Regions from separate parts of the Homo sapiens genome. Here all the other regions are linked to region 2. Evidence: read pairs that join two places in POLR2A ChIA-PET (ENCODE). Cell type or tissue: PC-3. All regions are shown on one strand. Links, peaks and the distances in the headings refer to the core of each region. The heading gives the core; the rest is flanking DNA. Region 1 overlaps IDE (insulin degrading enzyme). Region 2 overlaps MYOF (myoferlin). Region 3 overlaps MYOF (myoferlin).

Region 1 (5,000 bases), core at 1-5,000, 910 kb before region 2:
AATCACTTCAGACTCAATATCATCAACTACCATGTATATTCTTTCTAAAAAATCTCCCTGTTTTAACGTCCCCATCTCTACTAAAGATATCGTGCTACCTCTAGGAAGAAGACAATATAATGGCCAACCCCTGAGGTTCTTGAGTGAGCCCAGTTGAATTCATATCTCGCTAAGCCACTTACTAGCTGTGTATCCTTGAGCAAGTTAACCTCTTTGAGCTTCAATATCCTTATCTGAAAGAAAAAAAAAAAAGACTACCACCACCACTCTCCCACATAATTACCGTGGCCATTAAACAAGACAACATATGTAGCCAGGTGCAGTGGCTCACGCCTATAATCCCAGTACTTTGGGAGGCCAAGGTAGGTGGACTGCTTGAACCGAGGAGTTTAAGACCAGTCTGGGCAACATGACGAAATCCTGTCTCTACAAAAAAAAAAAAAAACTCCAAAAAATTAGCCAGGTATGGTGGTATGTGCCAAGTTCCAGCTACTAGCCCCAGCTACCCAGGAAACAGGGGAGTACTGAGATGGCAGGAGAATCACCTGAGCCCAGAGAGGTCAAGGCTGCAGTGAGCCCTGATCACGCCACTGCACTCCACCTAGGAGTGACAGAGTCAGACTCTATCTCTCTCTCTCTCTCTCTCTCTCTCACACACACACACACACACACACACAACATAGGCAAAGCTCCTAATAAAATGCATAAACTGGAGGTTATGATGATAAGTGAAATACGCCAGGCACAGAATGACAGACATCACATGTTCTTACTTATTTGTGGGATCTAAAAATCAAAACAATTGAATTCATGGAGATAGAGAGTAGAAGGATGGTTACTAGAGGCTGGGAAGGGTAGTGGGTGGTTGAGGGCAGGTGGGGATGGTTAATGGGTACCAAAGAAAAAAAAAAAGACCTAGGATTTGATAGCACAACAGGGTGACTATAATCAATAATAATTGCACATTTCAAAATAACTAAAAGAGTTTAATTGGATTGTTTGTAACAAAGAATAAATGCTTGAGGGGATGACTACCCCCCACCCAAAAAAGCATAACATACAATAAGCATTCAATAAATATTAGCTACTAAATCTTTTATGGTTAACATCGTCAGCAGCAGCAAGAGCGTTACAGCTGAATCCACTTAGACCCCAGCACAGGTCAGACTTGTTCTAGGCTCTGGATCCATTTCCTATCCTTAAGCAAAACAAATAAGAAACCCCAGTAGTAGGTCAGTATTCATCAATGTGGTTCTGATCTTTCAATTGAACTAGTCCCTGAGCTACCAATCTACAAACTAGATTTCATTCCCTTGGGTATTTAAGGACCGCTCAGTCCTGTCCACTACCCTACGGGACCTGAGGGTAACAGCCAGCCCAAAAGTGCCTACAAGACTGTGCCCACTGCTGTACCCAAGCAGTGGTTCGTTCTCTTGGTATGCCTTTGGAAAACCTGCCACCTGCCAGGCAGGACAAACATCTCACCTAGCTGAACTTCTTCCCAGAGCTGGGTCTCCCCGACAAGAGTTTTCCCTACCCTGGTGGCCCCTCCTATTCTAGACTCAAAGTCACTCACGCTCAAGACCTCAGGCTTCTCTGACTCCCACATCGTCCCTACATCAATCAATAACTAAACTCTGCTGAATCCTTCTTGCACATGTCTTCTGCAGACACTCTTCTTTCCTTGTCATTTGTACTACCTTCTTTATCCCTCATCAGTCTCTGCCTGCGTTTCAAACAGTGCTTACAAAAAACAGCCAGATTAATTAGCCAAAAATACAGCTTTCATATGTCACTGAATTGCTCAAAAAGCATCTGAGGTTCTCTATATCCAATAAGACAAAATTTCACTTTCCTTTGCTGATATTGTGAATTTCCCTACTTTTGAACCTTTGCTAATACCATTCCTTCTATCTAAAATATTTTCTCTTCTGGTTGTGGTGGCTTATGCCTGTAATCACAGCACTTTGGGAGGCAGAGGCAGGAAGATTGCTTGAAGCCAGGAGTTAGAGATCAGTATGGACAACATAGCAAGATCCTGCCTCTACAAAATTTTAAAAATTAGCCAGGCATGGTGGCACAAGTCTGTAGTCCTAGCTACAGGAGGCTGAGGTGAGAGGATCACTTGAGCCCAGGAGTTCATGGCTGCAGTGAGTTTTGATCGTGCCACTGCACTCCAGCCTGGGTGACAGTGAGATCCTGTCTCCAAAAAATAAAATATTTTCTCAACTCTCCTTCTTTGTTCATCCAATTCAATATTTCCTTCAAAGACTCTTGTTCAAATCCTATGTTCTCTGCAAAGCTCTCGCCATTCTTACTAGCAGCAGGGTGTTCTCAGCAGAGGGAAAACAATGCAAATGATCTGAGGTAAGAGCAAGTCAAGCAAGTAGACCAGTGTGACTCACATTGTTGAGTAGGAAGTTTATTACTCAAACCTGAAATTTGAGGGAGAGGTTCTGGCTAGAGAAATACATTTGGGAGTTGTCAGAATATAGATTAGGCCTATCTTACAGAATTTTTGCAATGATCAATATGATACCAGGGCATACTTGCATGACTGCCATTCAGCAGTGAACTCATACATCTTTATGAATGATGTTAAATGAAAGTTAAATGAAAAAAAGTAACTCAGAAAAGTTTGCAATAAAGGTCAAAAGCTATAAAACTAAAATAAACAATAAAACTAAACAATATACTGCTTAAGAAGTATTCAAATGTGATAAAACTATAAAGAAAACTAAGGAAATTGTTATCCAAATATAGAATAATACAGCCGGGCACGGTGGCCCACGCCTGTAATCCCAGCACTTTGGGAGGCTGAGGTGGGTGGATCACCTGAGGTCAGGGGTTTAAGACCAGCCTGGGCAACATGGTGAAACCCCATGTCTACTAAAAATACAAAAATTAGCCGGGCGTGGTGGCACGCGCCTGTAGTCCCAGCTACTTGGGAGGCTGAGGCAGGAGAATCGCCTGAAGCTGGGAGATGGAGGTTGCAGTGAGCCGAGATTGCGCCACTGTACTCTAGCCTGGGCAACAAGGGCAGACTCTTTCTCAAAAAAAAAAATAATAATAATAATAATAACAATACCTTTACAGGGGAGGAGCAGAGTTATAATTGGACAGGTGAGCACAGACAGGTTCAAAGTTGCTGGAAATGTTTGTTTCCTAAAGTAGATGGTACACAGGTGTTTTTTTCTTCTTTGTCCTATATACTCTGGCATGTACAATATTAAATAAGAGAGTAAAAAAATAAGAGGCAATATATAAACATCAAATAGATGTTTCACAATGTTTTTAAAAATTATTAAGTTGAGAAAAAGGAAGAGTAATTGTGTGACCTGTATAACAAGGCCTAAAAAGAATAAAGGATTTAGTCATATAAAGAAAAGACAGAAAGGGCATCTCGGAATTGGGAATGAATAGGTCATGTAAAAGGAGACAGCAAATTGGTAAGTCTGACTGGAGAAGAGTTAGGCTGAAAAGTTGGGCTAAGCCAGCCAACAGAATGCTTACATGCTGGGTCAAGAAGTTTGAACTTGATCTTGAAATAGCACAGAACCACTGGTGATATTTAGGCGAGACAACAGCTTGGGAAAAGTGGTTTATTAATCTGATGTGATGATAAGAATCAACTAGTAGGGAGACAGAAGGCTGGAAAAGTCAGTTCTAAAACCTGTTCAGGTGAGATAATCTCACTGATGTAAGATGTTACGAAGATGATCATGGCCTGAACTAGGATGGTGATGAGGGTCAAGATCACTCCAAGAAACTTTAGGAATCTTTAGGATGAAAGACTCAGGAGGATTGGGTCTTGGGAATAGGCAATGAGGGAAAAAGATTCAAAGATTTTCAAGCTAAACTGAAAACTCTCATTTTCAAGCTAAACTGAAAAAATGATAACAACATAGCAAAACTAAGGACTCTACAGAAAAAAATTGTTTTGAAAAAAGACCATTAATCAATTAAGTTATGCAGTAAATATGTACTGAGTACCTACTATGTGTCAGGCAGAGTGTGATGCCTTCCCTTCAGAAAGCAGATTGTGAGTCCTACTTTAAAAAGTTATTCCGAGCGCAGTGGCTCACGCCTGTAATCCGAGCACTTTGGGAGGCCAAGGTGGGCAGATCACCTGAAGTCAGGAGTTCAAGACCAGCCTGGCCATCATGGTGAAATCCCAGCTCTACTAAAAATACAAAAATTAGTTGTGTGTGGTGGCACACACCTGTAATCCCAGCTACTCTGGAGGCTGAGGCAGAAGAATCACTTGAACCCGGGAGGTGGAAGTTGCAGTGAGCCAAGATCGTGTCACTCTCCAGCCTGGGCAACAGAACAAGACTCAGTCTCAAAAAAAAAAAAAGTTACACTTTTAATAGGCAAAAAGAAACTAAACAGTTCTTTGAGAAGAATAAAATAATTTTGTGAGTCCCACTTTTTAAAAAAGTAATCAGTATGGTGATAAAATACTAAGTTGTTTTTCAAAATTAATTGAAAGAAACAACAAAACATAAAAGTGGAGGTGTCTAGTAAAAGGTCAGAGGTAAAGCAGTTTACTGTTTATTACTGAAAGCTCCTTGAGGACAAGATTTATGGTTATCTTTGCATTTACATAGTACTGGACACAGTGTGTGATCACTACAGAGTAGACATTCAAATAATGTCTAAACTAACAGAACAGTGAAAACAGACTGAAGACAAGCCAAATGAGAAGGCTCCAGAACCTAACATATCTATAGAGGATCTACCCCTGTGGAGGGAAAGTGCTCTAGCCTTGTCATCCTGGCTAAAAGGTAGCCTGATCCTCTGGCTACATGTTTAGGAGATATAAAATACCAACAGAAAAACAGAAAGGAAACCAGTGTTTATGAAACATATACTGGGCCTGGCACAGTGGCTCATGCCTGTAACCCCAGCACTTTGGGAGGCAGGGGGATTGCTTCAGCCCAGGAGTTTGAGACCACCCTGGGCAACATGACAAAACCCCATCTCTACCAAAAATACAA
Region 2 (10,547 bases), core at 2,926-7,925:
CTTGGGAGGCTGAGGTAGGAGAATCGCTTGACCCCAGGAGGTGGAGGTTGCAGTGAGCTGAGATCACGTGACTATACTCCAGCCTGGGCAACAGAGCGAGACTCCATCTCAAAAAAAAAAAAAGAAAGAAACAAAGAAAGAAAGAAAGAAAATAAAGGAATATGTTAAAATTAAATAACTAAGTACATGTGAAGCATGTAGCACAGTGCTTAACAGCCAGTAAACCATCACCATCAATATAATTGCCAATAATGATAATGTCTCCTTTCCAGAAGTTTTTGTTTTTTTGTTTTTTGTTTTTTGAGACAGAGTCGCTCTGTCACCCAGGCTGGAGTGCAGTGGCACGATCTCGGCTCACTGCAACCTCTGTCTCCCAGGTTCGAGCCATTCTCCTGCCTCAGCCTCCCAAGTAGCTTGGGACTACAGGTGCCCAACACCATGCCTGGCTAATTTTTGTATTTTTAGCAGAGACAGGGTTTCATCATGTTGGCCAGGCTGGTCTCGAACTCCTGACCTCAAATGATCTGCTCACCTCGGCCTCCCAAAGTGCTGGGATTACAGGTGTGAGCCACCACACCCAGCCTACACTCTTAATTCACTGAACGCTGGCCCCATTTACAGCCTAGACTATAAGCTGCATGTGGGCAGGGCCAAACTTGCTTTGTTCCCCACCCTATACACAGAGCTAAGCACACTGCCTGGCAGAGTACCCTCTCAATCAATGCTTGGATCAATGCTTGTTGAATGGATTCATGCTTGGAATGAGGAAGGAGCTGCTAAACATAGGAGGGACAGAGACAGGGAGTGTCCTAGCAATGAATTCAGTCTGTTAGGAGGGGTAAGCAAAAACATAACATTTTATTTATTGAAAGAAAGAGAGAGAAGGGCAAGGAATTTTTTTTTTCAATTTATAAGCTGCACTATTGAGATGAAAAAGATGATGAAGGTCATAAACTAACAAACGGAGGTGAAATGAAGTGGACCTCGCCCTGCCAGTCAAATATTAGATTTTTAATACTTTACATTACAAGAAGTTATGGTTCTAGTCTCCACTAATAAAATGGCTCAAACTTGACTATCAGTGGAACTGATTCACTGCTAAGCTATGTCACCTCTGAGCTTCTGAGTCACAGCATGTCATAAAGGCTTTCATTGCTCTGTTGCAAACTCACCCCAGGGGGGATGGGTTTTTTTTTCTTTTTCTTTTTTTTTAAGTTCTTTTGTTCTTGGTACACTTTCTTCCTTTTTCAGACTGGATCCTAATGACTCCAACCACTAAACAACTCAATCTGTTCAGAGAGAGAGGAACTGTTTATGTGAGTTGGTTGTGTAGTCAGAGGTTGTGAGTTGTTTCTTCATCCATGCTGAGCTCAGTGAAGACGCATGGACCATCTGGAATCCAGTTAAATCCTGACCTGTCTCTGCCTCAGCTCCCTCATAGGGAAAATGAAGATGTCAATAATACCTACTTCCTAAAAACGAAATGAAGGCGGGGCGTGGTGCCTCACGCCTGTAATCCCAGCACTTTGGGAGGCCAAGGTGGGCGGATCACCTGAGGTCAGGAGATCGAGACCAGCCTGGCTAACATGGCAAAACCCCTTCTCTACTAAAAATACAAAAATTAGCCGGGCATTGTGGCATGCTCCTGTAATCCTAGCTACTCAGGAGGCTGAGGCAGGAGAATTGCTTGAACCTGGGAGGTGGAGGTTGCAGTGAGCCAAGATTGCACCATTGCACTCCAGCCTGGGTGACAAGAGTGAAACACTGTCTCAAAAAAAAAAAAAAGGCTCGGCACGGTGGCCAACTGGAAGACCTGGTATTGCAGAGGACCAAGGCTATTTCCCACACGTCTTTGGCTCTACTATGGTTCCCAGCACAACTCTGGCCACATGGACCTCAGAGCTGGGCTCCACTGGCCAAGAGGCCACCAGGCTCTTTCAGGCTGCTGCTGGGCTCCTGCGAGGTGGGCTTTCCATCACAGGAGAGCTGCCTTCCTGCTGATCACTGAGGACGAGGCCTGCACTGCAGCAATTCTCACTCTGAGCTAATGCAGCAAGTGTGAGCTGAAAATCCAAGTCAGAGAGTTGCTAAGAACCTACTATGCCCACACCCATTAAGATGGCTATTATGAAATAAAGAAGAAAAAAAGAAGTGTTGTCAAGGCTGTGGAGAAATTGGAACACTTGTGCAGTGCTGGTGGGAATGCAAAATGGTGCAGGATCTATGGAGAACAGTAGGCCATTTCCTCAGGAAATTAGAAATAAAATCCCAGCACTTTGGGAGGCCGAGGTGGGCAGATCACTTGAGGTCAGGAGTTCAAGATCAGCCTGGCCAACATAGTGAAACCCCTCCTCTACTAAAAATACAAAAATTAGCCAGGCATGGTGGCATGTGCCTGTAATCCCAGCTACTTGGGAGGCTGAGGCAGGAGAATCGCTTGAACCCAGGAGGAGGAGGTTGCAGTGAGCCAAGATGGCGCCATTGCACTCCAGCTTGGGTGACAGAGCAACACTCCATCTCAAAACAAAAACAAAAACAAAAACAAAAACAAAACTGTACACTTAAAATAGTTAAGATGGTAAATCTTACGTTATATGTGTTTTACCACAATTAAAAACAAAGAACCTACTTTGGCAATGCCTTCAAGCTGTTTGTGCAGCCACAGCTGACCAGCATCCTGTTTATTCTGAACAGCTAAGCCTGGGCCACCCCTTGGAAATGTCCCCCAGGACTCTGTATGTCCCTGCAGCAATGGGGGAAGAAGTGGGGCATAAAAGCCAGAAGACATGAGCACCTGTCATGCAACATTCTGTGTCAGCACTACGACAAGTTCTCTATATATTTTATCACAATTGCTCCCAACAACCTCCCTGTGAGGTATAGATTATTCTCCACACTCTGTAGATGAGGAAATGAAGGCTCGGAAATATAGTTGCCCAAAGACACCCAGCTCCTAGGGATAAAACCAGGAGTGAAAATTAATTTTTCGAATCCAAAGGTCATCCCTTTCCAAGTATTGTGTTGGTTACAGAAAGAAGGGGGTTCTTTTAAGTGAGAGGTTATGTCAACCAACAGAGTAAAGATGGAAAAGAACAGATCTAATCCCTGGAAGGAGACAGGCTGCAGAGTTCATACTCTAGGCCCCCAGAAGGCTGCCCTGTGAGTAGACACATCTGGTCTACCCACTTTGTCTTGGCCTTCCATGCCCCTTGGCCACAGTTAATTGGAGCAGGGCTGAACATCTGACCAAAACCAAGGCAATTGGTGTTTTTCTCTGAGCTATCTCATGCACGAGACGCTGCCACTGCAGTTGGATGTAGAGTCAAGACCCAGTCACCTTGCAGCAACCCAAAGCCCATGCAAGAGGCCTCACTAAGGACAGCCAATTTGCAGAGAGCCAACAATTATAGACAATATGCAGAAAAGTAATGGCTGCCATGTGCAGGGAGAAGCAGAGGCAGGAGGCTGCACAGTCCCTGGGAAATGAGGAGAGGGGAGCTGACATGATTCTGGCTCTTGTGAGGTCTGTGATCTGGACTCCAGATTTCTTTCTAGCTTTAGAAAAATCAAGGTTTCCTTGAGCACGCTGAAGTGGGTATCTGCTCCTTGTAATGAAGCAATTCTGAACCATGACTCCCTATCCTTTCAGATAGTACAACAGGCTAGGGAGAGAAGGACCTTATGCAAATGAACCATGGCTCAGCTTGGTTGAGGAAATGCTCCCCCATTTGATCTTTGGGAAGACAGCAAAATTTGTCTTCAAAGATCACTTTGTATTTCTGTTTTTGTTCGATCTCTTGGTGGCCTCCCTGCCGCCTCAGGTGGCTACTGCCCTCGTGCTGGCCTCTTGCTGAGCTACCCCAACCAGCCCTGCACTCGCCCACAGGGTGCACACTCCAGCTGGAAGCAAGGCAGTCTGATGTTCCATTTCACAGTACAGTGTGAGGAAGGATGGCCAAATTTGCCTGTCCAGTGTGGCTCCCTTATCACTTTAATTTAATCAGGTTGTTTCCTCAGTGTCTTTCCTTATTAGTGCCTTCCTTCTGATTCCAGTCCTGGGATGAGCTCCATCTGTGCTGAGAAGCATTTGACTCAACTAGTAAGCCTTCTTACTAGTCTCCCTGACTAGTACTAATCTGCTGTTCACATTGCGGCCTAGCGGCTCCCCAATGGTTGATGAGTAAAGTTCAATCCCTATTCATACCACGTTACTCCTCCCCATGGCTCTCTGGTCCTCCTGTACTGTTCCAAAGCCTGGAATGTCTTTTTTCCATTATTTCTGTCAAATTTCCACTCATCCTTTAAAACCAAGCCAAATGACACTTTCTCCACAAGCTTTTTCACTCTTTCATCTACTCAGATTGTAACTTTTCATGTCTATTCTGGTTTGCATCTCATTCTTGTGTGCTAACTAGTCGGTCACCTAGGCCTGAAAATCCAAGCCATCTTATGCATATTTTTCTAGACTTAGTTCCAGAAATACTCTCTGGTGCACTGTAGTGCTCCATGAAACTGTTATCAAATAGGTAAGGAGATTTATAGACTGCCATGTGCAATGTCACATGTACATTAATTTAATCCTCAAACAGCCCTGCAAGGCAGGAGATATTATTAAGAACACTGAAGCTGATTTTTTTTTTTTTTTGAGATGAAGTTTCACTCTTGTTGCCCAGGCTGGAGTGTAATGGCGCCATCTCAGCTCACTGCAACCTTCACCTCCCGAGTTCAAGCAATTCTCCTGCCTCAGCCTCCTGAGTAGCTGGGACTACAGGTGCCCACCACCATGCCTGGCTAAGTTTTTTGTATTTTTAGTAGAGACAGGGATTCACCATGCTGGCCAGGCTGGTCTTGAACTCCTGACCTCAGGTGATCTGTCCACCTCAGCCTCCCAAAGTACTGGGATTACAGGCGTGAGCCATCATGACCGGGCTTGAAGCTGCAGATTGTATTTGCTCATGAGCAACTAGGGATGGCCACTGGAATTCTCATTTAGGCATCCCTGGCCCCAGAGCTCAGGGCCTTTGTACCCTCATGCCCAGTAAGAAGTTAATTGATAAGGCTTAAGGTATCAAATGTCCCATAACTTTTTCTGATTGAGAACTGTGCTCAGACCTGCTCAAAGCACACCCCAGTGCAACAGAACAGCTGTTCAATAGAAATTACACAGTGAGTCAGCTGACCACTGCCATATCATGGCATTCTATATACTACGTTTCATGTATGAAGGTTCAACATAAAACTGGCAGCTTCATATTTTCCTTGCCAGGAACAAGAATGCAAAATGTCTTATACACCAATTTGCCCCCAGAGAACAGGTGCTAGGAACTGGTTGTACTCAGGGTTCATGAATACTTGACATGGTTCTTTGCTAAGCCTCATTCACAAACACCTGAGAGGATATTAAACGTAAAGGGCAATTGGATGACTTCCCAGGGTCTCTTTCAGGACTAAGCATCAAGGACTTTGTCACATTAAGGTGTCTGAAATTTCCTGCCAGTTCTTTGCTACATGCTCAATATTTAAAATGTATATTCAACATCAGTGATGTGCTGGGTGTTGCAGAGGATATAACAATCCCACACCTTCTTGGCAGGGCCAAATCCTACAGTAAAGGAGAAACACACCCGTGATTAGAAAGGAAAACCCATACCAGACAAATACCAGCACCCCTAAGCTGAGGGCACGCAGGTGAGATGTGTTGTGAAGGAGGAAAGAAAAACAAGGCACGTTAATTAATTTTTTAAGGGCCATTGTAGCTTTATAGATGACTGAGACCCTGCAGAATGTGCCTTTGGGGAGTGTACCTTTGAGAATTCCCATGCTTCCATAGGGTGGGGCCACTTTCCTTAGGCAGTGAGTCTCTAAGCCTTGTTCTCCAGAAAGGGATGGGAATGACTCAGGAGATTAAACACTTTTGCCTTCCTGATTGTTTTGTCAATACAATACAGTGGTTTTATGGGAATACCCGAGTAGTGTGATTATCAGTTTGAGCTGATAGGGATCTTCTTGATGAGTCCTATGGTGCTCACTGGGTGAACCAAGGCTCTCTGTGGGGAACGCACCAAGTGCCTGGACAAACCACAGTGAATACTATCCATGAGCTCTTTCTCACATCACTTCCCCATTCTTTTTTTTTTTTTTTTTTTTTTTTTTAGATGGAGTCTGGCTTTGTTGCCAGGCTGGAGTGCAGTGGCGCGATCTCAGCTCACTGCAACCTCCGCCTCCCAGGTCCAAGCGATTCTCCTGCCTCAGCCTCCCAAGTAGCTGGGATTACAGGGGCCCACCACCACGCCCAGCTAATATTTCTATTTTTAGTAGAGATGGGGTTTCACCATGTTGGCCAGGAAGTTACTTCCCCATTCTTAAGTGGAATCGCATAGCTTTGGAGCTTATTTTAAAAATGCTTTAAAAGATATATTCTTGGTGTTAATGTCCCCCACTGAAAAAAAAAATCAACTTTATAATTTCAAATAGCAAAGCAGGTTTTTACTAAAAATACACATGTGTCTATTGGATACATCACAGCCTTTGGGATGTCTAGAGATTAACTCCCTTTCAGATAAGCCATTACAGCCCCATTTTTCAAAAGAAAAAAGGACTCTCTGAGAGGTTAACTGGTTTGCTCAAGACTACAAAGTTTGATATGCTAATTAGAGGGGGGATATTCTAGAAATATCTAGGCTCACATTCCAAAAACAGGTCCAAGTAAAATGACAGGAATCTGGAAAAAATAAGTAATAACATGACAATTATCTGGTGGCCATCTGGACAGTAGCAGTAGCCATTCCACAAGGAAAAGATTTACACAAGACCAGAAGGGAGAGAAAATTCTGGCTGATGGAATGGGGGATATTGTAAGGAGAGAATGAGAAAAATGCTATAGTAGCAACAACTACGTACCCAAGGAGATGGATGTTTTATGTGAATGTAATGTTGCCACATTGTAAAGGCACAATAATATAAAAGTATGCAAGAAAACCTCCGCTCAATCACCTTTTCAAGAGATTGGACACAGAAGCAAGGGATAGGTCAAAGGGAAAATGGAAGCCTAAGGCAAGATCCAGCAAAAGCACCTTTAAAAGAAAAGAAAAGGCCAGATGCAGTGGCTCATGCCTGTAATCTCAGCACTTTGGGAGGCCGAGGCGGGTGGATCACCTGAGGTCAGGAGTTCAAGACCAGCCTGGCCAACATGGTGAAACCCCGTCTCTACTAAAAAACACAAAATTAGCCGGGTGTGGTGGCGCATGCCTGTAATCCCAGCTACTCGGGAGACTGAGGCAGGAGAATCACTTAAACCCGGGAGGTGGAAGTTGCAGTGAACCGAGATTATGCCACTGCACTCCAGCCTGGGCAACAAGAGCGAAACTCTGTGTAAAAAAAGAAAAAAGAAAAACACACACAAACACACACAAAGATAGAAGCTGTGCTTTTGAAATGTGCATATTCATGGCCGGGCGCAGTGGCTCACGCCTGTAATCCCAGCACTTTGGGAGGCCAAGGCAGGCGGATCATGAGGCCAGGAGTTCAAGACCAGCCTGACCAACATGGTGAAACCCTGTCTCTACTAAAAATACAAAAATTAGCCGGGCGTGATGGCGGGCGCCTGTAATCCCAGCTACTTAGGAGGCTGAGGCAGGAGAATCGCTTGAACCCAGGAGGTGGAGGTTGCAGTGAGCCGAGATCATACCATTGCACTCCAGCCTGGGTGACAGAGCGAGACTCCATCTAAAAAATAAATAAATAAATAAAAATGAAATATGCATATTCACAAAGACACGCACCACAGGGACACCCACTGCAGTACTGTTGCTAACAGGCAGTAGTTGGGACAACTTATATGTCTAGAGCAAAAGATCAAGAAGGATTCAAATCAAATTGTTCAGAGTGGTGACCCTGAAGGACTAACAGTGGGAGAGAGAAAGAATAGAAGAGGTGTGGGGAGAATTTTCACTTTTTAGTTGCATAATCCCTTCTGGGTTGTTTATCTTATGTCTACATGCATTTTTAATTTTAGAAATTAAAAATATTATATTATTTAAAATTAAAAAGTTTTTTAACAACCTGTTCTGTTTGGAGGACTGTTTGGAAGAATCATCAAGTCTCAGAGTTGAAATTGGTCTCAGAGGTCTGTGTAGTCTAATCTCAGCTAGATTCAGCTTCACAGCCTGGCTGTCCGCATGGAACTTAGGGCAGAATGGCCACCCCTGGCTCACAGGCACTCACTCCAGCCTCAATTCGGATCTGGCTCATGGAACCTGGTGTACCCGAAGGATATGAAAAATTACATAAGCGTTGTGGCTTTCATAATCTACACCTGCGCTGCTGAACATCACCAACAACCATGCACCAGGACTACAGCAACCCCCAGATCCTCCTAGTTCCTACCAGGCCCTGAGTAATTTGACAGCCTCAGAAGGGTCACTCACGGTTGAACACAACTGGGCGCTCATACCTGTAATCCCAATACTTTGGGAGGCCAAGCCAGGAGGATTGCTTGAGCCCAAGAGTTCAAGGCCAGCTTGAGAAACAGAGTGAGGCCCTGTCTCTACAAAAAAAATTAAAAATTAGCTGGGCATGGTGGTGTGTGCCTATAGTTCAGCTACTCAGGAGGCTGAGGTGGGAGGATCGCTTGAGCCCAGGAGTTCGAGACCATGATCACACCACTGACTGCACTCTTCCCTCCTGGATGGCAGGGTGAAACAGTCTCAAAAAAAAAAAAAAAAAAGAAAGAAAGAAAGAAAGGGTTTGAACACGAAAAACTGAGGTCAACTGTAAACCAGTTGGTTGTCAGTACAGCACAATCCCAAGTACAGTGTAGCTATAGCCTAATAGGGCCTCACAGTGTCTATGCGAGCTTCACCATTAACAATCACTTCCCCTGGCCATTCTTCACCGTCTTATAGTTTGAGAAGAGCTGCTTACTGCCCTGACTTTGTTTATTTACCCAAGAGGCAAAATGTTTACATATTTCTGTTAACACAGGGACTTTCTTTGATGCCGCCTTGATCTTCTGGTATGGCTTTTTCCTTTTTTTTTTTTTGAGATGGAGTCTCGTTCTATCTCCCAGGCTGGAGTGCAGTGGTGCGATCTCTGCTCACTGGAACCTCCGCCTCCCAGGCTCAAGTGATTCTCCTGCCTCAGCCTCCTGAGTAGCTGGGACTACAGGCATGGTAGGGCTTTTTCCAGTTTACCATACCCTGCCCCACTCCACACTATGAAGTGTGTCTGCCTTTGTTCCATGTTCCCTCTGATGGACAGTATTTTGCTATAAGTATCCTCAGTTCAGTCAGAACTTAATGTTACTTAATTTTACGCAGTGCTCAAAATTGGGAACACACCTGTAAAGGGTTTGCCATCACCAGGATTTTAAACCACCGACATAGACTGAAAGCAAGAAGAGTGCTGTGTTTGTTGCTATATCCCCTCCAGCACCTAAGGCAATGCATTTCACATCTTGCTGAGAGCAGCTAACTCAATACCTGGAACTAGAAAATTAGAATCTAAAAGACGGAAGGCATCTAAAGACCAGTTCCCATCATGCCACAGCTGAGAAATTGGAGACCCAGGTGGTTAAATCAGATATTGAGTTAATGTCAGCTGGAATGCAGATGTTCCTACTCTGAGTTGAGTGCCCTTTCCTCTGTCAGGTTGCTTGTTAGCTAAATGAATGAATGACTTTACCACTCGATTTGTATGAAAAAAGGAGGCCAGAAAAGAGACTAAAGTTAAATGTGTAATTGTTTGTATAGACTATATTTGCCAACTTAACTGAAGTTTTCCACTTTCAATTGATTGTTTGCATTCATTGACTTAGATATATTTTTCATCATTTAAAATGTTTCATCAATGCATACAAACTCCAGACAAATAACAAGTCAGATTTCAATATAGTATTAACTCCAATTCCTCTATAATCTATAATACTTAAATAATTACATGATCGGACTGATCCAAATATATTTTAATGTCTTTATATGTCAATGATGAAGGATGTAAAATCTTCATATTATGTCTCTATTATGTAACTGCTTCAAGAAAACAAAAAATTAATAAAACCTAACACATGTAAATAAACTCTGACATAACGTGAGTCCATGATATTCACTAGCCAGATTTTCAAACCTCATTGTCCTTTAAGAGCCCAATTTTAAGCTGGGCGTGGTAGTTTACGCCTGTAATCCCAACACTTTGGGAAGCTGAGATGGGAAGAAAGTTTGAGCAAGGGAATTATAACCAGCCTGGGCAACATAGCAAGACCCAGTCTTATTCAAAAAAATTTTTTTAAATTTTTTTTAAATCCAATTTTTGCCCTTTAGATTTTTTTTTTAACCAACCAACAATTTGCCAGCTTTTTTTTTTTTTTTTTTTTTTTTTTGAGACGGAGTCTCACTCTGTTGCCCAGGTTGGAGTGCAGTAGCATGATCTCGGCTCACTGCAACCTCCTCCTCCTGGGTTGAAGCAATCCTCCTGCCTCAGCCTCCCGAGTAGCTGGGATTATAGGCATGTGCCACCATGCCCGGCTAATTTTTGTATTTTTAGTAGAGATG
Region 3 (11,123 bases), core at 3,521-8,520, 63 kb before region 2:
GGACTTCTCTTTTGCCAAGAGGTCTAATCCCCCTCAAACTCATTAAAATGGGAAAATTCTGAGGAAGGTGGAGATGTTTGCTGGGCTCCTGGGAATGCAGCTGAGTCAACAGGAAGCCTGCATTATCAATGCATAGACAGGGTTTACGCGTTAGGCCCAAGTAATCCAGCATCTTGCCTCCTCCCCACCCATCCAGTCTTGCCCTCCAACGTGAATCTCTCTGCCTTCCCTGAAGTCCATTTCCAGTGCCCCATCTCTGTGCAGCCCCTACCTCTCATGAGAATGTGTATACTACTGTACTTGGCTGCCTGCTGTCGTCTGCGATTCCTTTGAGGGGAGAGGTTAGAGGTTAGAGGTGAGAAGAAAATAGGACCTTCTGCAGAGCTGGAAGCCAGTTTGAACGAAGAGGAAGAAATAGAAACGCGGCATAGAAGAAATCATTTCTTTTCTGAATAAAGAAGTAGGAAAAAAAAAAGGACAAACGCCAGAGCTGGGATTAGAGCCGTAGGGAATGAAGAGGTAGTGTGGTAAGACAGGCCTGGGCTGGAGAACAGAGCAGGAGACATAGGCCTGAGGAATCCCAGAAATGTGTCTCCTCAGCACAGTTGGCCAAGACTCTGAAAAGTTCCCTAAATATATCATTTCTCCCCACAGCCCAGTCATGGAGTTTTGTGGCATTTGAGATGATTGTCAAGGTATCATGTATTTTTGAGGAGTGTTATAAAAGAGGGCAGTAGAACAGGCTAAGTTCTCAGTATGGGAGGCAGGGCGCAGTGGCTCATGCCTGTAATCCCAGCACTTTGGGAGGCCAAGGTAGGTGGAACACCTGAGGCCAGGAGTTTGAGACCAGCCTGGGAAACATGGCAAAACCCCATCTTTACTAAAAATACAAATATTAGCTGAGCGTGGTGGTGTGTGCCTGTAGTCCCAGCTACTTGCGAGGCTGAGGTGAGAGAGGATTGCCTTAGCCTGGGAGGTGGAGGTTGCAATGAGCTGAGATTGCACCACCACACTCCAGCCTTGGCAACAGAGACTCTGTCTCAAAAAAAAAAAAAAAAAAAAAAAAAGGCCGGGTGTGGTGGCTCACGCCTGTAATCCCAGCACTATGGGAGGCCGAGGTGGGTGGATGACGAGGTCAAGAGATCGAGACCATCCTGGCCAACATGGTGAAACCCCGTCTCTACTAAAAATACAAAAAAAAAAAAAATTAGCTGGGCGTGGTGGCGGGCGCCTGTAGTCCCAGCTACTCGGGAGGCTGAGGCAGGAGAATGGCGTGAACCCAAGAGGCAGAGCTTGCAGTAAGCCAACATCACGCCACTGCACTCCAGCCTGGGCGACAGAGCCAGACTCTGTCTCAAAAAAAAAAAAAAAAAAAAATTTATCAGTATGGGGGGCAAAACAAACAAAGCCCCTGTGTGCTAATAACTGCTTTCCTTTAACATATATTATTTTTGCAGCCAAGTACGTTTTGACACCTCTAAAAAACTGGATTAGTCACGAGAGTTGTCCCTCAGAGACACCCTGCTAATTAGAATAAGCAAAGGTAGATTTAGGAGACATCATGTCCTCTCTCATAAGGGTCGAAGGGATCATCAAGAAGTTATCACAAAAACACCAGAAAGGCAACAGCATCTCTGAGAACCACTGACAGAGGGGACCAGGTAATTTTCCTTTTTTTAAAGGCATCTCACTATATTGCCCAGGCTGGTCTTGAAAATCTGGGCTCAAGCACTCCTCCCGTCTCAGCCTCTTGAGTGTTGGGATTACAGGTGTGTACCCCCATACCTGCTTAGCCTTGGATCTTCACATCATTTAGCTTTTAGATATCTAAAAGCTAGATATCTTTTAGATTGTCCCAAGTGAACAATTTTATTTAAATAAATGCTGGCCGGGCGCGGTGGCTCATGCCTGTAATCCCAGCACTTTGTTGGCGGGTGGATCACTTGAGTTCAGGAGTTCGAGACCAGACTGACCAACATAGTGAAACCTCTACTGAAAATATAAAATTAGCCAGGTGTGGTGGTGCATGCCTGTAATCCCAGCGACTTGGGAGGCTGAGGCAGAAGAATCACTTGAACCCCGGAGGTGGAGGTTGCAGTGAGCCGAGATCACGCCACTGCACTCCAGCCTGGGCAACAAGAGCGAAATTCCATCTCAAAAAAAAAAAAAAGCTATATTTGTTACTTACCTATTTCTCCTTTTCCAATAGCAGAAGTGGGTTTACCATGAAGCTTAAACTCCAGGGCTTTTTCCAAGACCCTGCCATGCGTTCACATGGTCACACCTAGTTTTGTTCCTGTGATCTCTACTTGGAACTCAGTGGTGTCTTCACCAGTGAAGCTGCTCCCGTGTTTCCCTCCCCAGTGGGACTCATGAGCAGAAACATGCCCTCTCAACCCCTTTACCTCATCAAAAAAAGGGTTGTTTCCTCTCTTGATTCTTGTTCGGTGTGTCTGGCCACAGACGTGAACTTTGACCACAGGCCTTATGTTGTTACCACTTAACTGTCGGCCCTCAATCACTCGGACGCGGATCTGCAGCACAGAAGGGGGATGGTTACCCAACCTTTCCCAGCACGTGGGATCCTTAGGATCCTCAGGTGTTGCTTCATTTCCTTCACCTATTAGGATTGCTAACACCAGGCCAGGGCAGCTTTGTGCTATACCAGGTGCTACCAATTGGGTGGAGCCACCTAGGGTCATTCCCAAGATGGGAACTGGGGTTGGGTTATAGAGACCAAGAGCAGCTGTAGGGATGAAATCATTCAAAGCCGGCCTGGGAAAGGGCAGGGCAGGTGGAGGTCACTGCTCAGACTCCAGTCATGCACCTGGTCTTGCTGAGCCTAGTGATGAACTAACTCCATAGCTGCCTTCCAAATCTAAGACAGGGCCCAGAGCTGCGAAAAACACAGTATTTGCGCTTCTATTCTTTGATTAGCTCTTTCCTTCTGCCAAAGGGAAGGAGAATTATAGTTTTATTTCTCTGGAGACCATCAGCTGGCTAGACTAAACCCACTTGTGCCTGCAGAAGAAAGATGGAGAGCTTTTCTTACTGGGTTTATACACTGACATCTCTCTTTACCGGTTGAGCCATTGTCCATTGGAATAGGTCCACTGAAACATCACTGCAATTGCCAGAAGATGGGCAATATAAAGATTAAACAAAGAAGCAGAACGCCAGGCCGTTGCTACCTGGAAGTCCTGTGGCTTATTTGACAGCATCCGCCGGCTGTTCTTTACTTTGGTGAGCCTCCGAGCAAGCTGAGCTTCCGACACCGTCCCAACTGGCCCCTTGGGCCCAGGGCCCCTGACTGCATTGTCCAACCTGTCTTCATCACCTTCATCTTCTTCCCCATCTCCTAAAATATCAGAAAGAAACCCAGTGAGGGATAGCCCTTATCCTGTAAATGTCCAAAGGCTCAGGTTTCCAGGACACGGTTTTGTCTGCCATTATGTTTTAAGTGTTCCTAAAGTGGCAGGTGAAGGAGATCCTCTTGGTGACACTGACTTGGGACTTCTTGTGACTTGGAAAAATTCTTTAGGAAAATGTGTTCACAGTACATCGGGGCTGTTGCTCAGGTTGCCTTCGAAGAGACCAAGAGAATGGCAGAGATCACAGGGACAATGAGAGGAGATGGCACCGTTGGACCCAGCCAGGGATTGCTGAGTTCTCATTAGTGTTAGGATGGAAAAAGGAAGAAACATCACGGAACACTGCAGTCTTGCAATGACAAGCTTCAACTCCATCCCTCCCACTGCAGATCTTCTCTCTAGAGATCTGCTCGTGATCTATTTGTACTGTTTCCTGCTTGAGCCTCCTAATTCACAACTGCTCTTTCCACCCTAATGGCAGAAGAGAAACTCTCCTCATTTTCTTGCCAAGCACCAAGGTGATCATCTTGCTCTTCCTTCCTCCTCCTGGTTTGTCACTTTAACACACACGTGTCCCCTCCTTTATCCCTCTACCTTCCCTCTGCACTCAGGAAAAGGTTTACCCTGCTCAGCAGAGTGAAAATCTCAACCCTCTGCCATGCATTAGATCCTGCTACCTCCTGAATATTTGCAGATCCTACTACCTCCTGATTATTTTCAGGCTCCCCAAATGTCTCCTCTCTCTTGTGTACCTCTGGGGGTTCCGTCTCTATTGCAGCTTTTCCTCTGCCTTCAAGTAGACACAGATCTTTCTCTCCCTACAAAACCAAAAACCAAAAATCAACTCTGCCTACTACCTCTCCTCTTTCTTTTATTCACGAGCTCTTTGAAACTCGCTGACAAACTTTAGCTTTTCTTTTCTTAATACACAAAGAGTTAGAACTTCTGGTAATCTGTACAATATAATCTAAGAGAGCCTAGAAGACAAGCCACCCTGTCTAGAACCCTGCTTTTGGATTCTGAAACTCCTTCTCTACGATGCAAGATTATGAAAGAGATTTAATTTCCAAGGACAGTCACCTGTCAGTCATTCACATCCTGGTATGAATGAGTTTCATCAGATTACTATGTAGCATAGCTCTTGAAATCTTGGGCTCTGAAGCCACGTGGCCTAGGCTCAATCCACTCCCCACCCTCCACTTTCGAGCTATGTGAGTCTGAGTAAGTTTCTTAATTTCTCTAAGCTTCAGTTTCTTCATTTGTAAAGAGGGGAAAATAATAGTATTTACCACAGGGTTACTGTAAAGGTGTAATTATCTATAGGCGAAGCCTTTAGCACAGTATCTGGCATACAGAAGCACCCAATAAATTAACTGTTTATTTTTTAGTTTTGCTGTGTAATCAGTTTTGGTTGGTGTCTTCACCTGCTTGGGCTGCTATAACAAAATACCACAACCTGGGTGGCTTTTAGAAAACAGAAATTTATTTCTCACAGTTCTGGAGGTGGGGAAGTCCAAGATCAAGGCACCGGCGGATTCAGTGTCTGGTGAGGGCCCACTTCTTGGTTTGCAGTTGGAGCCTTCTCTGCCTCCCATGATGGAAGAAGCAAAGGAGCTCCCTTGAGCCCATTTTGATCACGGCACTAATCCCATGCATGAGGGCTCTGGCCCCGTGACCTAATCACCTCCCTAAAGGCCTCACTGCCTAATATCATCACGTTCAGGGTTAGGATTTCAATGTGTGAATTGTGGAGGGACACAACCATTCAGACCACTGCAATTGGAAGGGGCTTCTTCTGGAGCACAGGACACTTCCTGGAACCAGCTATGGGGGGTGTGGGGATGGGGCACTGGAGCAGTCCATGGGCAGCACAGCAGGCAGGGGTCCCAAAGTGAGGAAGAGGCAGCCACAAGGGAAAAGGGGGCCTCCACATGCACTGCTTTGCAATTTAGCCCAGGGTGGGCCCTGCTCCTCATCATCCATTCATTCATGCTTCGCCCATCCTAGCCTGGCTTCTGTTCTTCAAAAGTCAATCACCTCTCTTTGCCAAGCTCCGTGCCCTTTTCTGTATCTCCATATTGGATCTTCCACAGCCTTGGACACCAGTGCTCATATACATATTTTTAGATCATTGCAGCTCTCCTCCCCCGATCTGCTTTTTCAGGTTCTTCTGTGGGCCCCTGTTTTTGTCTCCTACTCACTGAGTGTGACTCCCTACTCTGTCCTCTGATCCTTTGACTCAACACTCTGTAGATCCTCACTTCACACTTCCTTCAAGTAGCCATGGACCCACAGAATGTTGTCCTAGAAGGGACCTTAGAGATCCTTGATCCAACCTACCCTTCACCCCATTTTACAGACAGAAAAACTGAGGTCCAGAAAGCTAAGGCAACTTGCCTGTGGTTAAGTTATTAGAAGCTGAGCTAAAACCAGGACCAAGTTTTCACACTGCCTCTCTGGTATAAAACTGGGTTTAAAACCAGGCTGTAGGTGAAGGACATGTTATGCTCCTAGTACCTCAACATCTTTTTCAGGCTACTGGGAAAACCTCATGGAAGTCAAAGATAAGGAATCTTTGTCCTCTGCAAGATGATCTGGACCTCCTCTTGCCTATTCTTGAAGAGACTTCAAAAGAAGGGCTTACCTGCTGTCTCTCTTAGGGCACCTGGATCCAAGCTCTTGGAATCTTCTTCATCCTACTCTCTACCAGGTAAGTTCCTCTCCTTCTTAAGTTTCAGATGAAACTTACTGTCTTCCAACATGCCCTCCCCACCTCTTCCAGATGGAGTTAGTCCCGCTCTCTCCTACCCGCCACACATTGTTCTTTCTAGTCCTCACCACATAGTCTTGCACCTGCTTGTCAACCCATAGGCTTCCCCTACTCCCAGGCATTTCAGAAGCAAGGAGCTTGCCTTTGCTTCTTTGTTTCTGCCCCATGCCTTACAGAACTCATTACACAAAGTATATAGAAAGTGCTTGATAAATGTGGAATGAGTAAACAAATGGGAAGGGGAACAGGATCCCAGGCACAAATGTGCCTTCACATTTGGAAAAACTACTGAACAACTCTCAGGAAAGAACACCCAGATGGCTGAAGGGGTGCTCCTCCCAACCTTGGCACCAGCCTCGGGGAAGCACTGGGGGCCAGGCGCTTCCCCTCGGTAAACCTGTCCTGGACCGAGCAATGGCTGGGGCTGACAGCTGTTGGGTTCCTCCAAGCAGCGAAGACGAACTTCCTTCCATCATCCTGGGCCTAAGTGGTACTTCCTCCTTGCCATAATTATAGCATTTTAGGCTGGTGATTTGTACTTCCTCCTTGCCATAATTACAGCATTTTAGGCTGGTGATTGTTTATGGCAGTAAGCAGGAGAAAAAGTCGGGGTCAATCATACCCCTTTGCAATGCTGGACTCTGGACAAGTACTTATTACATTCTCAGTGGATGCTCTAGAATCAGCCTGCAGATAACAAAGAACGTCTTCTGCTATTCAGACTTTAGGCTAAAGGGATGGGTCAGAGGAAACCAGCCTAAGCCATGGTGACAGCCAGCCTCTGTGCCTTGCAGCAGAAGAATATTCAAGCAGGAAACCTCCCCTTTATGTGGCAGGAAGCTGCAGAGGATTAAACAATGGTACGGGCTCCACAAAGAATGCTATGGGTTCCACAAAGAATGAGGGGGCCCCTATGGCACTGTTAAACACACCCTGATGTGCAAGCTGTGTCATGAGTGAAATGCTAGCAGTTGTGCTGGCAGGCCCTGTTCGTGAGACCCAGGCCTGAATGTGATCCACAGCCAAGTGGATCTACAAAGAGCAACTCTTTCACAACCACAGAGGGCCACACCAAGTCAGGAATCACCCACTGAACAGGAAGCTGCTGGTTGTATTAGCTTCTGAAGGCTGTCGCAGGAAGTCCCACAAACTGGGTGACTTAAAACAATAGAAATGTATTCTCTGGCTAGGCGCAGGGGCTCACACCTCTAATCCCAGTACTTTGGGAGGCCGAAGCAGGAGGATCGCTTGAGCCCAAGAGTTTGAGACCAGCCTGGGCAACATAGGGAGACCCCCCATCTCTACAAAAAAAATTTAAAAACTAGCCGGGTGTGGTGGTGCACACCTGTAGTCTGAGCTATTCGGGAGGCTAAGATGGGAGGACCATCTGAGCCCAGGAGGTCGAGGCTGCAGTGAGCCATGATCATGCCCTTGCACTCTGTCCTGGGTGACAGAGCAAGGAAAGAAAAAGAAAGGTAAGAAAAAGAAAAGAAAAGAAAGAAATGTATTCCCCGACAGTTCCAAACCTTACAAGTATAAAATCAAGATGTTGGCAGAGACGTTCTCTCTCTGAAGCCTCGAGGGAAAAATCCTTCCTGTCTCTTCCTAGCCAGTGGCTCCCGGCAATCCTGAGCATGCCCTGCCTGTGGCTGCATAACTCCAGTCTCTGCCTCTGTGTGGTCACACAGCCTTTCTCCTTCTGTGTCCTCCCGTCTTCTCATAAGAACAAGTGGGCCAGGTTTGGCGGCTCACACCTGTAAACCCAGCACTTTGGGAGGCTGAGGCGGGTGGATCACCTGAGGCCAGGAGTTCAAGACCAGCCTGGTCAACATGGCAAAGCCCCGTTTCTACTAAAAATATTAAAAAATTAGCCAGGTGTGGTGGCGTGCACCTGTGGTCCCAGCTACTTGGGAGGCTGAGGCAGGAGAATCGCTTGAACCTGGAAGGCAGAGGTTGCAGTGAGCTGAGATCATGCCCCTGCACTCCAGCCTGGGCATCAGAGAGAGCCTCTGTCTCAAAAAACAAAACAAACAAACAAGAAACTACAGTCACTGAATTTAGTGTGACTTTATCTTAACTAATTACATCTGCAAAGACCCTGTTTCCAAATAAGGTCATATTCTGAGGTTCCATATAGACATGCATTTTAGAGGGCCACTATTCAGTCCACTAGAGAGGCCATCTTTTTTGTTGTTTTTTGTGGTTTTGTGTTTTTGTTTGTTTGTTTGTTTGTTTTTTTGAGGTGGAGTCTCACTGTGTCATCCAGGCTGGAGTGTAGTGGTACAATTTCAGCTCACTGCAGCCTCTGCTTCCCAGGTTCAAGTGATTCTCCTACCTCAGCCTCCTGAGTAGCTGGGATTACAGGCACCTGCCACCACGCCCTGCTAATTTTTGTATTTTTAGTAGAGACGGGGTTTCGCCATGTTGGCCAGGCTGGCCTCGAACTCCTGACCTCAAGTGATCCACCCTCCTCGGCCTCCCAAAGTGCTGGGATTATAAGCGTGAGCCACCGCGCCTGGCTGAGAGGCCATCTTTTGTATCTTTCCAATTTGCTTCCTCTCTTACTCCAGCCCACAAGCAGCCCCAATCTAATGAGCACACTGCCTTCCCTGCACCCCACTTCCTCCATGTCTTTGCTTTACCCCTACCCCAGGTTAGATCCTGCCACCTAACACTGCAACCACCCCACTGCATGCCCCTCGATCCCTTTCCCCCTCTCACTTCACTGTGCTTACCTGGTTTATTCAACCCTCCACTGACTTCACCTCTGCACCCAGCCAGCTGAACTTGGCTGGGAAGCACACACATCTCACTGGACTGATCTCACTTTAATTTCCTGATCACAAACTGTAAGTGTCCTCACAGGGCTGCCTGGCCATCTTACCACATTTCCAAGATATCTATCCCAAAACTTTCCTGAATCCTGGTCTGAGATGGCCACTAATTAACCAGCACAGTCAAATCACTTTACCTTTCTGAACGGCCACCTGTTTTGCATCTTGAAAGCTTCCAACACCCTTTCTATCTTTCTCATTGTCCACTAATGACCTGGCTTCTTATTTCATTGAGAAAATTGGCAATTAGAAGATAATTTCCACATCTTTCCAACTCCAAATCAATCATCTACCTGTATCTGTTGCCTTCTCTCCTGCTACAATTAGTCACTGAACTATCTGTGCTCCCTGACTTGAAGCCAACTCTTCCGCATTTGCACAGATCCTATCTCCTGTTGCTACTTAAGGAGTTTTGCCTCTTTATACGTTCATCGGTTTCCCCCTTTCTACTGGATCATTCCCATCAAAATATAAACACGCTGAAATATCACCCAGAATATTAAAAAACAAAACTTTCATTGACTCCACGGTGCCCCCTACAGTTACTGCTCCATTTTTCCTGCCCCTCTTGGGAGCAAACTCCTCAGAAGAATCATTTTTACTCACATTCTTCACTCTGTCTCTGATTCTCATGCTTCTTCCAGCCAGCCCTCTGCCCTCCTAGTCCACCAAAACTGCTCTTGTCTAGGCCACTAAAGACTTTCATGTTGCAAAATCCAACGGTCCAGCCTCAGGTCTCTTCTTACTCAAACTTTCTGCAGCATTTGTTCATTTAATCCTTGAAACACTTTCTGCTCTTTGATTCAGCCTATTTGAACCAAAGCGCAGCTGCTCATCCTGGCATTCGCAAACAGAAGTAATCACCAAAGAAACTTCTCTCGGCCGGGCGTCGTGGCTCATGCCTGTAATCCCCACTTTGGGAGGCCAAGGCGGGTGGATCACCTGAGGTCAGGAGTTCAAGACCAGCCTGGCCAACAGGGCAAAACCCCTTCTCTAAAAATAAAATTTAAAAAAAAAATTAGCCAGGTGTGGTGGCAGGCGCCTGTAATCCCAGCTACTCGGGAGGCTGAGGCAGGAGAATCACTTGAGCCCAGAGGCAGAGGTTGCAGTGAGCCGAGATCGCGCCACTGCACTCCAGCCTCGGCAACAGAGCGAGACTCCATCTGAAGAAAAAAGAAAAAGAAAAAGAAACTTCTCTCATCCCATCTTCTTATAATATATGAACCCTGGCTTTGATCAGGCTTTTTTTTTTTTTTTTTGAGACAGAGTCTCACTTTGTCACCCAGGCTGGAGTGCAGTGGCATGACCTTGGCTCACTGCATCCTTCACCTCCTGGGTTCAAGGGATTCTCCAGCCTCAATCTCCCAAGTAGCTGGGACTATAGGCGCACACCACCACGCCTGGCTAATTTTTGTATTTTTAATAGAGACAGAGTTTTGCCATGTTGGCCAGGCTGGTCTTGAACTCCTGACCTCAAGTGATCCACCCACCTCAGTCTCTCAAAGTGCTGGGATTATAGGCGTGAGCCACTGCACCCGGCCATGACCAGGCCATTTTAATAGAATCATAGAACTTCGGAGCTGGAAGAGACCCTACATATTATTAAATCCAACCTCCTGATGTTGTAAGAAAGGAACTTGAGGCTCAGAGAGGTTAAGTGACATGCCTACTGTCACACAGCTTGATAGTGGAGCCAATGCTCAAATCCAGATCTGTTGATTCACAGTGGTTCAAGATTCCTCACTGTCCATCTCCGGCTATGACAAGCTCTTCACAACTCCCTTGTAGGAATGCCATCCTGCCTCTCCAATAATTATAATGTCACTTGGTCAAATCCTACAAAGCTTCTCACTGCATCCAACACTGACCTGTCTCCTTTCTGAATATCAGTAACTGCATGTGATCCACTCTTCTTTACTTGTGATGTTTCCGCTAACATTTGGAAATGGTTCTCCATCATAGCTCCAGCAATGTAATCATTCCTGAGATGTATTGTGATCCTCTTTCCAGACGCTCAGCAGCAATATTCCTGCCAACTGCCCTTGTGTGCAGTCACTTGTGATAATGACACTTGCCTACATGGCATCTGTCCACCCACTCAGTGCTGAAGAGTTGGCAGCCCTAGAGGACCTCGTGATACAGTCAAGT

Evidence for each region. Peaks named below come from ENCODE experiments on the same cell type or tissue, not always from the same donor. Only the 100,000 strongest peaks of a DNase experiment are listed, where the experiment ranks them.
Region 1: POLR2A ChIA-PET joins it to region 2 with 20 read pairs; 2 of 35 experiments call an interaction of 5 or more read pairs at or near these places.
Region 3: POLR2A ChIA-PET joins it to region 2 with 12 read pairs; 21 of 35 experiments call an interaction of 5 or more read pairs at or near these places.

The regions. Positions count from the first base shown.
Region 1 is chr10:92,565,763-92,570,762 of GRCh38, forward strand. The region is part of intron 1 of IDE (insulin degrading enzyme); the gene reads right to left. Among named protein-coding and RNA genes, the nearest start is that of IDE, 5.8 kb to the right of the region's middle. In PC-3, for the core only: no CTCF peak of the experiment used is centred there; a DNase peak (open chromatin) is centred at 2,399; H3K27ac peaks cover 1,180 bases.
Region 2 is chr10:93,470,119-93,480,665 of GRCh38, forward strand. The region is part of intron 1 of MYOF (myoferlin); the gene reads right to left. Among named protein-coding and RNA genes, the nearest start is that of MYOF, 6.9 kb to the right of the region's middle. RefSeq lists an enhancer at 1-45. In PC-3, for the core only: no CTCF peak of the experiment used is centred there; a DNase peak (open chromatin) is centred at 6,013; H3K4me3 peaks cover 1,662 bases; H3K27ac peaks cover 4,385 bases.
Region 3 is chr10:93,406,382-93,417,504 of GRCh38, forward strand. It overlaps MYOF (myoferlin), which reads right to left. Exons shown (of 54, transcript NM_013451.4): 6 at 3,192-3,358; 7 at 2,406-2,534. Among named protein-coding and RNA genes, the nearest start is that of MYOF, 70 kb to the right of the region's middle. RefSeq lists an enhancer at 325-824. In PC-3, for the core only: no CTCF peak of the experiment used is centred there; no DNase peak of the experiment used is centred there.